2 separate regions of the Homo sapiens genome follow, and region 2 is linked to region 1. Evidence: read pairs that join two places in POLR2A ChIA-PET (ENCODE). Cell type or tissue: OCI-LY7. All regions are shown on one strand.

What was found. Peaks named below come from ENCODE experiments on the same cell type or tissue, not always from the same donor. Only the 100,000 strongest peaks of a DNase experiment are listed, where the experiment ranks them.
Region 2: POLR2A ChIA-PET joins it to region 1 with 6 read pairs; 2 of 35 experiments call an interaction of 5 or more read pairs at or near these places.

The regions. Positions count from the first base shown.
Region 1 is chr9:128,479,913-128,482,412 of GRCh38, forward strand. It overlaps ODF2 (outer dense fiber of sperm tails 2), which reads left to right. Exons shown (of 21, transcript NM_001351578.2): 9 at 1,668-1,739. LOC124902281 (a long non-coding RNA gene) reads right to left here. Exons shown (of 2, transcript XR_007061803.1): 2 at 301-904. Among named protein-coding and RNA genes, the nearest start is that of ODF2-AS1, 8.2 kb to the left of the region's middle. In OCI-LY7, no CTCF peak of the experiment used is centred here; no DNase peak of the experiment used is centred here.
Region 2 is chr9:128,149,388-128,151,887 of GRCh38, forward strand. LCN2 (lipocalin 2) reads left to right here and starts at 66. Exons shown (of 7, transcript NM_005564.5): 1 at 66-276; 2 at 851-987; 3 at 2,251-2,330. The coding sequence starts at 139. RefSeq lists a silencer at 1,416-1,465. In OCI-LY7, CTCF peaks have their summits at 1,364 and 1,566; a DNase peak (open chromatin) is centred at 1,404.

The sequences.
Region 1 (2,500 bases):
TGATGGTTGTACAGTATTATGAATATACTAAATGCCACTGAATTTTACGCTTAAAAATGGTTAGCCAGGTGTGGTGGCACACACCTGTGGTCCCAGCTACTGAGGAGGCTGAGGTGGGAGGATCACTTGAGTCCAGGATATCAAGGTTGCAGTGAGCTATGATCCATGATTACAACATGCACTCCAGCTTGGGTGACAGAGCTAGACTGTGTCTCTAAAAGAAATAAAAAGGTTAAAATGACAAGTTTTATGTTACATATATTTTACCACAATTTTTAAAAGTTAATAATGGAATATACCAAAGCCATTTAATTGTATACTTTATTTTTTCTTCTAGCTTTATTGAGGTATATTTGACAAACAGAAGTAGTATACATTTTAAGATGTTCATCGTGATGATTTGATACCCATATACATTGTAAAGTGACCACCTCAATCAAGCTGATTAACACATCCATCACGTCACATGGTTACCTTTTTGTGTGTGTGTGGTGACAACACTTAAGATCTCCTAGCAGATTTCAAGTATATAATACATCATTAATTATAGTCACCATGCTGTACACTTTAAATGGTGTTCAAATTTATATCTCAATAAAGCTGTTTTTAAAAATCAAGTAACAGCTGGGCATGGTGGCTCACGCCTGTAATCCCAGCACTTTGGGAGGCCAAGGCGGGCAGATCACCTGAGGTCAGGAGTTTGAGACCAGCCTGGCTAACATGGTGAAACCCTGTCTCTGCTAAAAATACAAAAATTAGCCGGGCGTGGTGGCAGTTATCTGTAATCCCAGCTACTCGGGAGGCTGAGGCAGGAGAATCGCTTGAACCTGGGAGGCAGAGGTTGCAGTGAGCCGAGATCGTGCCATCGCACTCCAGCCTGGGGGACAAGAGCGAGACTTCCTCTCTAAAAAATAAAAAAAATTAAAAAAAATTAACACATAAATACAATATGATATTATTTTCCTAAAGTTACACATGAATCCCTTTCCCCTTCCCCCAGAGACAAACAGTATTTCTCTTGATGCAGCAAAATGCTGTTTCATTACAGAGAAACAGTATTTCAATACAGTATTCTGTACAGTATTTTCAATACAGAGAAATACAGTATTTCTCTGTAGATGTAGAGAAAAAGGATGGGAAGGATACTCCTCAAACTAATAGCAGTAGGGTAGGGTTTGGAGGTGGGTACAGGAGGAACTGTAGCTTTATTAGCATTCACTATTTTATAGTGAGAATATATTCACATTACTTTTCAAATTAGAACTACAGTTTTTTGGGCCAGGTGTGGTGGCTCACACCTGTAATCCCAGCACTTGGGGAGGCCAAAGCAGGCAGATTGTTTGAACCCAGGAGTTCAAGACCAGCCTGGGCAAACAGGGAGACCCTCCAACTCTACAAATAATAATAATGTTTAAAAAGTTGGGCATGGTAGTGCATGCTTGTTGTTCCAGCTACTTTGGAGGCTGAGATGGGAGGATGGCTTGAGCCCAGAAGGACCAGGCTGCAGTGAGCCATGATTGCACCACTGCACTCCAGCCTGGGCAACAGAGTAAGACTCTAAAAAAAAAAAAAAATACAATTTTTGGAAAAGGTAAAGAATCAATAAAATGTAGACATCTGGGTTTATTGCTTAATGACTTGACTTTTTCCTTTGCCTTTCTTTGAAGGATTCTGAAAGACTAATGGAGCAACAAGGAGCACTGCTGAAACGGCTGGCGGAGGCCGACTCAGAGAAAGCGGTAACTAAGGCTGCCCTTGTCTACTCTAGTGGGTACAGGTGGCAAGAGCGTCGTTCCACTACAAAGTGTAGAGGTGCTTGGATCAAGGCAGGAGGGCTGGAGCATTTCGCTAGGTCTTAGTTTCACGATCTGTAAAATGGGCTGATGTCCTCCTGTCACGCTTGTTCTGATAGGCTTGTCTAGTTAGTTACTTGAGACCTTGAGCCACAAAGCTGGACACCAACATAGAGAGGGTAATGATGATGTTGGATTTGTAAATCATCCGTGTCTGTTAAAGCTGGATTTCCATCAAATTAGTATTATGGATTCAAAGCCATCAAAAAGTACACACCTTTGGACTCAGTAATCCTAATTCTAGGAATCTCTCCCAAAGCAGCATGTTCCAAAGTCTGTTCATGGAACCCTAAGTTCCTCAAGATGTTAATGAGTGCAAGAAACCGAAGGGGAGGTTCCATAGCCAGTTAAATTTGGGAAACCATAGGCTGGCCTGAACATGAAGTTCAACAGCTTCTTTCAAGACTTTTTTGGAGTGTCTGCTGTATTAATGCTTTTGTAAGTCTCCAAGAGAGGGGAGGGAGACGGAGGCCCAGTTTCCCAAGGTGTGGTCTGTGGCCTCTGATGCTTAGTTGAGGAAGGAGTGGAGATGCAGCAAGCTCGGCGATAATGCCTAAATGTGCATTCCCAGCTCAAGAACCCTTGTTAAGTTATGATATACATCAGTAACTTGAACCGTCAAGCAGCTCTTTCAAAAGACACAGAAG
Region 2 (2,500 bases), 330 kb before region 1:
CCTTGGCAAAGAATGAATCAACCCACCCTAGATCCCATAAATAGGGCCACCCAGGTGAGCCTCTCACTCGCCACCTCCTCTTCCACCCCTGCCAGGCCCAGCAGCCACCACAGCGCCTGCTTCCTCGGCCCTGAAATCATGCCCCTAGGTCTCCTGTGGCTGGGCCTAGCCCTGTTGGGGGCTCTGCATGCCCAGGCCCAGGACTCCACCTCAGACCTGATCCCAGCCCCACCTCTGAGCAAGGTCCCTCTGCAGCAGAACTTCCAGGACAACCAAGTAAGGGGCCAAGAGGGGCACCTGCAGGCAGGGCCTGGGGAAGAGTGGGAGCAGAGGGGAGGAGAGGTGAAGAGACTCAGGAAGAGCGTTGGGCAGGACTCTAGGAGTCCAGGGTCCAGGTTTCAGCTCACTCTGTGCCACCAGGGTCCCCTGGTGGAAACCATGCCCCTTCCCCCCATCCCCACCCCCTCTCAGCCTGAACAGACTCCCCCAGGTCCACATCCCCTCTCCCATAACCCCCATTGTCCAAAGAAGGTGGGAGCACTTTTAGTCCCCCTGCACAGATGAGGAAACTGAGGCTCAGGAAGGCCCACCAGCCACATGCCTCCTCCAGTGAGGAGGTCACCCTCCTCCCTGCCAGACTCAGAACCGCCTCTTCCCCCAGGACTCCCTTCTGGACTGATGGCCTCCTGCTCCTGCCCCTTCACCAGTGCAGGCCCAGCCTGGGCCCTGCTGCCCAGCTAGAGGGGCTCATGGTTCCAAGCTGGGCGGCCCAGAGGTGCCACAGGGACAGAGCTGGAGGGGTGGCTCCTAGGGCCATTCCTGGGTTGTGCCTCTTATCAGTCCCTTGCAGTTCCAGGGGAAGTGGTATGTGGTAGGCCTGGCAGGGAATGCAATTCTCAGAGAAGACAAAGACCCGCAAAAGATGTATGCCACCATCTATGAGCTGAAAGAAGACAAGAGCTACAATGTCACCTCCGTCCTGTTTAGGTGAGGGCCGACATCTCCTGGGGGTGTGAGAGTCAGACTGACGTCACAGGCAAGGGATGGCCAAAGCTGAGGGATCCTGTCGTTCACCTCGCTGTTCTGCCCGGAATTCATCTGTGTTCATCCTTCCTCTGTTCCTTAGAGCAACGTTTATAGCACATTTCCATGCAGACACACAGACAGTGGTGGGGATGGACATGCACAGTCGTTAGAAAACAAGACGGAGAGAGGAGGGGTGCCTGGGAGCGGGAGGAGGGGACACTGGATCCAGCCTGGAACCCCACCCAGTGCCTTCATGGAAGGCTTCCAGGGAGGTGGCCTTAAAAGAGCCAACCTGCTTCAAAAGGAAATGTGGGGTGTTCCCGGCAGGGGCTGGAGTCAGAGAGAGCCCCCCCTTCAGGAAGGAGCAAGCCATCGCAGGGTCACCCTGAGCAGAGCTGCTGAGCAGCCTGGAGGGGCAGGTGGCCACGCTAGCACCTAGCACGGTCCTCAGGCCCCGCCCCAGCGGATCTGCTGCGGAGTGGCTTAGAGCAGGGCTCTTGGGCCGCAGGGTGGGGAGACTTGGTGGGGTGCAGCCTAGGGGGTCGGGAGACCAGCGAAAGTGAAGCGGGGCCGTCACAGGTGTGAGAGAACAGGCGCAGGGTGAAGAGGCAGGGAGCCAGGGATCAGCCGCCCCCAGTGGGTTTCTGACTCTGGCAGCTGAGTGGATTGGGATTGGGGCATTTGTGGAGCAAGGAGCAGAATACAGACAGGTTGGGGAGCTCAGCCCTGGGGTGCCAGGGGATGGGAAGTGGGAGGACTCAAGGATGGGGTCAGGTTTGACCCGAGAGCTAGGGGAACGGCTGGCATGGAGCAGACTGGAAGTACCGAGGTGGATCCCCGGGAGAGGGTATAGGAAGGGAAGCAGCAAGCTGAGTGCAGGGGAGAAATGCAGGGTTTCTGTGTGTTGGGTGGCGGGGGGGGTGAAAGCCACCCAGGGAGGCAGCCAAAGGAAAGAAGGACATCGGGTGCTGGAGGGTCTGAGTGGGGTCCAGGGGCCCCAGGCAGGCCAGGAGGGACAGCCTGGTGTCAGCTCAGGGAGAAGGCCCAGGCCCATCTCGGCTGGGTGGGGTAGGGCCCCTCCAGGTAGTGGGGGATGAGCTGTCACGGGTTGGGCCGGACTGAGAGCAACAGAACCCTGCTGCTGCCCTGGCCCCACCTTGTCCAGCACAGGAGGCCCAAGCCTGGGTTGTCTCCCCTCTCACCCACCCATCTCTCCCTCCCAAGGAAAAAGAAGTGTGACTACTGGATCAGGACTTTTGTTCCAGGTTGCCAGCCCGGCGAGTTCACGCTGGGCAACATTAAGAGTGAGTCTTGAGTGAGGTGGGGCACTGAGTTGGGGCTCCGGGGAGCTGGGTAGGGGCACAGACCTTCCTGCCCCTCCACACAGATGTGTTGTATGGGGAGAAGCCCACGTTGATGGGCTGGGGAGGGAGGGGACAGCTCCCTCCTCCCATCCAGGGCAGGGCTGACCCCT